Linked DNA regions of Homo sapiens: regions 1 and 3 are each linked to region 2. Evidence: chromatin contacts called from ENCODE Hi-C or POLR2A ChIA-PET data. All regions are on one chromosome and are shown on one strand. The core of a region is the stretch at or near the end of the contact, and the rest is flanking DNA. Distances in the headings are between cores, read along the strand shown. Region 1 holds the start of ZNF837 (zinc finger protein 837). Region 2 holds the start of ZSCAN18 (zinc finger and SCAN domain containing 18). Region 3 holds the start of LINC02560 (long intergenic non-protein coding RNA 2560).

What was found. Hi-C counts contacts between places; a loop is a spot of excess contacts on that map. ChIA-PET counts read pairs that join two places held with the same protein, here RNA polymerase II (POLR2A). Pooled maps may share reads with other maps.
Region 1: a loop to region 2 is called in a map with no recorded cell type, with 11 times the contacts of the local background. The contact joins the promoter of ZNF837 here to the promoter of ZSCAN18 in region 2. A Hi-C loop is called at or near these places in 2 of 37 single-sample maps with no recorded cell type and 9 of 50 pooled maps. POLR2A ChIA-PET finds 5 or more read pairs at or near these places in 1 of 52 experiments (H1).
Region 3: a pooled map shows a loop between it and region 2 (10-fold over the local background). The contact joins the promoter of LINC02560 here to the promoter of ZSCAN18 in region 2. A Hi-C loop is called at or near these places in 1 of 168 maps with a recorded cell type or tissue (naive thymus-derived CD4-positive, alpha-beta T cell) and 9 of 50 pooled maps.

What each region holds. Positions count from the first base shown.
Region 1 is chr19:58,379,748-58,382,447 of GRCh38, reverse strand. It overlaps ZNF837 (zinc finger protein 837), which reads left to right and starts at 1,418. Exons shown (of 3, transcript NM_138466.2): 1 at 1,418-1,507. RefSeq lists a silencer at 1,157-1,666 and enhancers at 2,017-2,076, 1,611-2,152, 2,107-2,336, 2,153-2,694.
Region 2 is chr19:58,096,810-58,099,509 of GRCh38, reverse strand. It overlaps ZSCAN18 (zinc finger and SCAN domain containing 18), which reads left to right and starts at 1,279. Exons shown (of 7, transcript NM_001145543.2): 1 at 1,279-1,336.
Region 3 is chr19:58,398,832-58,401,531 of GRCh38, reverse strand. LINC02560 (long intergenic non-protein coding RNA 2560) reads right to left here and starts at 1,329. Exons shown (of 1, transcript NR_149054.1): 1 at 853-1,329. RefSeq lists an enhancer at 1-322.

The sequences.
Region 1 (2,700 bases), core at 169-2,668, 280 kb before region 2:
GCCACCAAGGGACCCACAAGGCGGGCAGCCCTCCAAGTGCCCTTCAGCCTCCTGCTCGCCCTCAATTAGCTTGGTAAGCCCTGAGTTTTGTACTTGGGCAGGGAGATAGACCTCCTGACAAGGCTTTCGATGTGCAGACACCCAAAGGATGGAGAAAGGGAGTGGAACAGTCCCAGCATCCCTGAAGCAGATGCAGTGGAGGCAGAAAGGTGGGGCAAACTGGGTCGTTACATGCAATATATGTGCTGGACTGGCCAACAAAATTAGATGTCCCTATTGAGGGCAGGAGCCACACAATAGATGGGGGCAAGAGCTGGGGGTTACAAATGGGTAGGAGGCGTGACCAGTTCATCCTACCTGGGAGGGCCCGTAGAGTCAGCAACACCCAAAGGGGCTGGGGAGGCTGTGGTTCCCCAATGGGGCCGCACGTGTTAGAATCAACTAGGAGCCGGACTAGGGGCCTGGCGCAGTGGCTCAAGCCTGTACTCCCAGCACTCTGGAAGGCTGAGACACGAGGATCGCTTGAGCCCAGGAGTTCCAGACCAGTCTGGGCAACATATGGAGACCCTATCTCTAAAATAAATAAATAAATAAAAATAAAAAAACTATCCAGGCATGGTGGCTCCCACCTATAGTCCCAGCTATTCGGGAGGGTGAGGTGGGAGGGTCGCTTCAGTACAGGAGTTCGAGACCAGCCTGGGCGACATAGTGGGAGGAGGAAGGGAGGGGGAGAAGGAGGGGGAGGGAGAGAAGAAAGAAAATTAGCCGGGCGTGGTGGCGCGCGCCCCTGTTAACAGCTACTCTGGAGGCTGAAGTAGGAGGATCGCTTGAGCTCAGGAGGTCGAGGCTGCAGTGAACCGTGATGGTGTCACTGCATTAGCCTGGGCGACAGAGCGAGACCCCGTCTCAAAAAAGCAAACCAAAAAAAATACAAAAAAATAGACTTAACTGAGGAGTTTTGACGCGCATATGCTCGGGCCCAGTCCCAGATTCTGATGTTATCGGTCTGACTCGCAACGCGCTCACCAAGACACTTCAGAGCTCCCCAGGTGCTTCCCAGCCCAACTCTCCCACCCGAGGGGAGCCTGCGAACCGCAAGTCGGTTCCGGGTTGGGACCTCTTAGAAATCAGATTGGGAGAGGAGGCTATCAATCATAATCATGACCAGTCACCCGCTTTCACGAGAAGGAATGGGCGGGACCCTACGTCCCCGTCCAGAACGCCGTTTCTTTGGCGACGACTTAGGTCCACGCCCCGCCTTTTAGGTGTAGCCGGCCTCTGTTTCTATGATAACCGAAGCCCAAGCCTCTCCCTACACCGCTTTCTCCGCAGCGTCAAAGCGGGACATGACGGGACTACGTTTCCCAGCAGTCCCCGCGCGGGTTCCCGCCTGCGCTTGCTGTGGCCCGGGTCCCTCAGTGCCGCGGCGGCCCGGAGGTGGCGGGAGGACGGCTCCGCGCTGCATGCGGGGCGGGGACCAGGGACCCGTGCGGGCCGCCTCCAGAGAGTAAGTGGCATTCTGCGCGGACCCGCAACCTCGGCCTGCGAGGCGGGGACCTCCCGGCGCATAGCGCGGCCACCACCCCAGTCCCCTCTCCACCTCCGCGCGCGGGGTCCGGGGCAGAGGCGTGACGCCGCGCACTTCCGGTCCTCGCGCTCCGGGTCCGGACCGGCCACACAGCACTCGCGACCTTGAGTTCCGGGCGGGACGGGCTTCTGTAGTTCTGGCCCCCGCGTTTCCGTGCTGGGTGTCATTGAAGCCCGCGAGGGGAGGCTCCAGGCCCGGGACCCATCCTGGCGGCCTGCGGCTCTCGGAGTCAAGCCCACCTGCTAGCCGAGGCCGACGCCGGCCTCCCTACCGTCTCTGCCCCCGCATCCTGGCCTTTGCACTTTGCTCTTTCCTTGTCTGCAGACCGGTTTCATGCCCCCTCTTCACAGAGGCCCGAAGAATCCGCTGCCTCCCTCCCTGGCGCCCTCGCGCTGCTCCCTGTCTGATGTTCTTCACGTCTTTTTCTCTCTTAAACGGTCTCTTGTTCATTTCTTCTTGTCTGCGGTCCCCTCCTTCACTCACTATTAGAGCAGGATGCAGCACCGTTTGGCCCTGACACAGTGGATGTCCTGCGAGGGTTGAAGCTTGCTAATCCTTGAGGGTGGAGGCACTGTCGGGAGGACAGACACAGAAGGGAGCTGTGCCTGCACTCAGAGGACATTTCTTCTGCTGTACAGTGCATGATGCACTGTTCTTCCCATTGCGTGCACAGTGTAGAATTGGACATAGGGGCTAGAGTCTGTGTCCCCTGGGACTGTCAGTGTGGGTGAGGTTGGTCTGTGGCTCAGAGAGGTGGAGCCACGCTGAGCTGGGCACTAGCCTGTGTCCTCCACACCTCAGAGCCACCAACGTTGACTTCCCTGCACATTCTGTTTTTGTTGTTGTTGTTGTTGTTGTTGTTTTGAGACGGAGTTTCGCTCTTGTTGCCCAGGCTGGAGTGCAGTGGCGCGATCTCGGCTCACTGCAACCTCCGCCTCCCGGGTTCAAGCGATTCTCCAGCCTCAGCCTCCCGAGTAGCTGGGATTACAGGCATGCACCACCGTGCCTGGCGACTTCCCTGCACATTCTCTTGGGCAAATAAGACCTCATTGTGCCGTGTGCAACCTCCATGAGGATGTTGAACCTCACTAGCTTTCCTGTGTGTGCTGTTG
Region 2 (2,700 bases), core at 30-2,529:
GATCCTAATATCTCTCAGTGGGAGAAGGTTTAAACTGCTATATACCATAGAATACTACTTCTCAATAAAATGGAATGAACTGTTGATACATACTACTTCAATGCCTCTCAAAGGAATTATGTTCAGTGAAAAAGCCAATCTGAAGAGGCCACATACTGTATGATCCCACTTATATGACACTGTGAAGGCAAAATTGTAGCAGTGGACTACTTAGATTAGCTGTTCCTGGGGTTATGGGTGGGGAGGGAGTGACTACCAAGAGGCAGCAGGAGGATTTTTGGGCAGTGGAGCTATTCTTTGTCCCGAGTTTGTTGGTGGATATGAGTTAAAATTCATAAAACTGAATACCAAAATGTGTGGTGTATGTAAATTTAAAATATATAAACTGTTCAGATATACATTTTAAAAATCAGTTCACACAAAAACGACCAAAATGGCATCCTCATAAGCGCCTCTATCTGGAAAACTGAAATGGGAAGCAGCTCCTGGCCCTATCCTGCCTTCCAGGGGGGCTACATTTATATGGGGCTTTGCCAAAGCCCTCACCCCAGCTGCCACTCACATTTCCCTCATTTCAGCAGCTCCTGAATCCCTGGGGTGGGTAATCTTTGAGTTCTATCCACTCCTTGAAACTGTAGAACCCATTTTAGCGCATCAGTGTCTCTGGGTCTCCACCTCTTGTCTCCCCAGTACTGGGTCTGCTGGTCCCTGTCTCTGTATCTCTGTCCAGATCTGTCTCAGCCTCGAGTGCTCCTTTTCTCTGGGTCTCTCTCTTTTCCTGAGCCTGAGCTGGTCTCTTTCTTTTCTTGAGCCCATGCTGGTCTTTCCCTTTCTTGATCCTGGGCTGGTCTCCCTCCTTTCTTAACCGTGAGCTGGTCTCTCCCTTTCCGTGTCCGACTCTGTACATCTCTGTTTCGGGGACCCCAGGGCGTCTTGGTCTGCCCCCGAGCGTCTGTGGGCCTTCATGCTTCTCTCCCTCCCGGTCTGCGCGTCTTTTTGTCTTTGTTTCTCCGTTTCTCACCGTCTTTGTTTCTCCGGGTCTCTGGCTGTCAGGGGTCTATTATTTACCCGCTTGTTTACTTCGTTGCCATGGTGCCCAAAATGACGCAGGCGCCGGAGTGGGCGGGACGCCGGGAGGCCACACTCGCGTCTGATTGGCCATGCGCACTGTCACCTGTCACGGCTCCCTTGCTCGCCCCGGTGCGCGGCACAGCCTCGCGGCATTGTGGGAGTCGTAGTCCGCGGTGAGGCCCAGTGCGCAGGCGCAGTTTGCCGGCCGCCATCGCGCACTGGGGCTCCGGGCGGCTGGGACCGGCCTGGGGTAGCTGCGCAGCAGGTGGGTCGGTCCCGGGGATGCAGCGCGGGGGTCAGAGAGCGACCCCAACAGGGTAGACGGTGAGGACGCCTCAGTGGGCAGCGTTAGGGAAAGGGGCCAGGGTGTTCCCGGGGTTGGGGTGCGAGCCCCCGCTGTGCGTCCAGGAGGCCGAGGGTCTGGCATCCCTTCGCGTGGAGTGCGGGGCAGGGGCCGGGTCCCCCCGGAGGTGGCTGAGATCCAGATCGGTGAGGGGCCCTGCAGGCAGGTAGGGAACTAGTGCAACCCCCACCCCGTGTAGGCTCGTGGAGGGGAGGCGCTTAGGGCACCCTGTGGGTGGGAGAACAGGAAGGGGCGGCTCCTGATGGGGGAGAGATGAGGGAGGGGGAGGCTCCTGATGGGGGAGAAAGGGGGGAGGGGAAGGCTCCTGAGGGGGGCGAAAAGGGGGAGGGGGAGGCTCCTGAGTGGGGAAGAGAAGGGAGGGGGAGGCTCCTGAAGGGAAGAGGAGGGGAGGAAGTGGGGGCTGAGGGTGTGAGGATGTGAGGGTGTCCGTGGTGGGGGGACGCTGGGCAGGCTGTGGCCCCAGGGGCTGGAGCAGGGAAGGGATGGAGGGTGCGGGGACCAAAGGGGTGCCTAGAATGGGCATTGTCTCTGCTGCCCCCACCCTTGGAATATCTCGCCTCTCCCCAGTCACCTGGGGGTGGGTTCTGTTTGAGTTAGGTGTCTGCGCCCACCCCGGAGACCTCTCTCGTGGAAGAGGCAAGAGTGGGTGTACTGGCTTCGGTCCTGACCCAGGGGGTTGGGGTGGGGGCCTGACTCACCCTCCCATCACTCCTTCCCCATTTCCTTTCTCTCACCCTCCTGGGCTCCTTCCTTTTCCCAATCCCCCTCTACCCCCGTCCAGACTATCTGGCTTTCCCTGCTCTTGCTCCTTCCTCTCCTGTCTTCTCTCTCCCTGCTACCTTCCCTCCCCGCTTCCCCCATTTCTGTCTGCCCTCCTTCCACTTTCCCATATATTCGCCTGTGTCCTTGCTGACTCCTGGGCGAGGCTGAGTGGCACAGTCACTTGGTTCCATGTCACCTCCTCGGTTCCATTTCACTTCCCCCATCCCATCATGTCCTGCGGATGGTTTCCTGCCCTGGAGTCAGAGCGGGACCACGTGTCGCATCGAGTTGCTGTTTTCTGTGCATGATGCTTGAATCTGTGACTTCCTGGGTATTTCTGGCCTCGGGTTTTCGGGGAGCCTAGGCCAGTTGCGCAGGACATCTCTCTGGTTCTGTCTGTCCTGGCGAGTGGATCAGGGACCACAAAAGGCAGCTGAGATGTGAACGACGACCCTTACTCCATGTTTTTTCATTCTTTTAAAAGCACTTTTACCCCTTTTTAT
Region 3 (2,700 bases), core at 80-2,579, 300 kb before region 2:
CCCGCGGTTTCAGCCCCCGTCGCAATCTCCAGCGCAACGTGGTCGTCATGGCAACATCGCCCTCGGGTCCCTGATTGGCCGTCGAGTCTGGCGCGCCTTCCCTACCTCACGTAATAGGGCTGCGGCACTAAGGCGACGCGCGCGCGCAGCACAGGCGTGATGAGTTGTTATGGCGACCAGAGTCCCGCCTCTTCAGCCCTACATAGGGCCTCCGATTGGTCCGCGCTTCCTCGAAGGCCTCTCCGCATTCTGGGCGGGGCCCGCCCGGGGCAAGAGGAGGGAGAAGGCAGGGCCGTGACTATGAGGGCGGAGGAGAGAAGTGCGGCTGTGATCTGGGGAAGGAGGGAAACCCAAGGATGCCAGCACGTGCGGTTGAGGTGAGAAGGGATCTTGCAGAACGCTTCCAGGACCCAGATTCGTATGCACGCCCTGCCCAGCTGGTCAGCCTCAGTTTCCCCATCTGTCAGTCTGGACAGTGACGCTCCCAGCGTCCGGCGAAGCCCCGCTCTTGGCCCTTGGTCCCTCCGCCTGATCACAAGAGGGTGCCGCGACGGCCGGGGACGGGTCTGGCGTGGGCAGGGACCTCTCCGACCCTCATTGAGGAAAGAATGGCGGAACCCGAAAACCGGGCCCTGGCGTCCCTCCTGCAAGGTGGGGAGGAGAGCTGGACGGCAGGATTTGGGAAGGGCTTGGGGAGCAGGGCCCCCTGAGGGTGGCGGGGGAGGCAGTGCTACCAGAACCATGGTTCGGTTGGTTCAGCCGCCTGGACCTCATCTGCTCCCTGAGGTTGGTCTTTGCTCCGCACCCTGGTGCGGCCTGGTACACAGAAGGCGCTCAGTAAACACTTGTGGATGAAGGAAAAAGAGAATTTATTGTCGTCGATTTACAGAAAACAGAATCAAAGGCCGTGCCGTGCTGGGCCCTCTGGCACCCGGCTTCACAAGCACCCAGGCCTGCCAGGAGGAGCAAGTCCGGGGCCGAAGTGCCAAGGGGCAGGGTGTACAGCAGTGATGGGGTGGGCAGAGAGAGGATAGGAGGGCACAACTCCAGCTCTGAAGAAGAGAAAGAGGAGATTGGCTGAGGCTGGGCAAGGGTGGGAGGCGTCCCCCTGGGTGGTGTCAGGCAGCCTCTTTGTTTGAAAGCAGTGGATAGGCAGGCAGACATTGGGCACCAAGGTGGTAATCAGCAGACCAGATGCCCAGCAACTCCTAGGCTCAGTCATCAGCCTCATTTTACTGCAAGAGAGAATGAGGCCCCTGGCTCCAAGCTGGTAGAGTGCAGAAGCCACAAAAGCACCTAGGAGCGAGCTGGTTAAGACGGAGAATGCGGCCAGCCCCACCCAATACCCCCAGCCCCACCCCTGGCCTCCCCAGGTCCTCCTGTATTTGTGCAGGCTATGCCACTGGCCTCAATGCCAGCTCCTGAGCATCCTTTAGGATACAGCTCCCTCCTCCAGGCAGCCTTCCTGGTCTACCCTCAGGCACAGAACATCCTCTCCCTCTTCTGTGCAACACCAGGCAAGGGCCCCTTTCTGACTCCCCTGCTTGGCCTGTCTGGGTCAGAAATACCATTGCACACCCCCACTCCCCTAGGTTGGGTGGGAGAGGGAAGCAATGAGGAGGATCTCTGAGACCCTATGGTAGGCAGAATAATGGCCTCCAAAGATATCCCGGTCTGAATCCCTGGAACTTGTGAATCTTTTACCTGACACCACAAAATGGACTTTGCAGGTGTGATTAAATTAATGATCATGAGATGGGGAGACTATCTTGGATTATTCGGGTGGGCGCTATGTACTTGTAGTGTCCTTATAAGTGAAAGAGGGAGGTAGGAGGGTCAGAGAGATCTGAAGATGCTGCACTGCTGGCTTTGAAGGAGCCAGGAGCCAAGGAATGCAGCCCTAGAAGCTGGAAAAACTAATGAAATGAATTCTCTCTTAGAGCCTCTAGAAAGAACTAGCCCTATGGGCAACTCAACTTTAGCCCAGTGAAACTGATCGTTGACTTCTGGACTGCAGAACTGCAAGATAAGAAGTGTGTGTTTAGCCAGGCATGGTGGCCCATGCCTGTAATCCCAGCACTTTGGGAGGCTGAGGTGGGTAGATTACTTGAGACCAAGAGTTCAAGACCAGCCTGGCCAACATGGTGAAACCCCGTCTCTATTACAAATACAAAAAGCCGGGTGTGGTGGCGGGCGCCTGTAATATCAGCTACTTGGGAGACTGAGGCAGGAGAATGATTTGAACCTAGGAGGCAGAGGTTGCAGTGAACCGAGGTTGCGCCACTGCACTCTAGCCTGGGCTACAGAGCGAGACTCTGTCTCAAAAAAATAAATAAATAAATGAAATAAGGCCGGCTGCGGTGGCTCAGGCCTGTAATCCCAGCACTTTGGGAGGGCAAGGCAGGCAAATCACGAGGCCGGGAGTTTGAGATCAGCCTGGCCAACATGGTGAAACCCCGTCTCTACTAAAAATACAAAAATTAGCCAGGCATGGTGGCGGGCGCCTGTAATCCCAGCTACTTGGGAGCCTAAGGCAGGAGAATCGCTTGAACCCGGGAAGCGGAGGTTGCAGTAAGCCGAGATCATACCACTCCACTCCAGCTCGGGCGACAGAGTGAGACTCTGTTTCAAAAATAAATTAAAAAAAATAAACGCGTGTTCTAAATAATTAAGTTGGGGGTATTTTGTCACAGCAGCCAC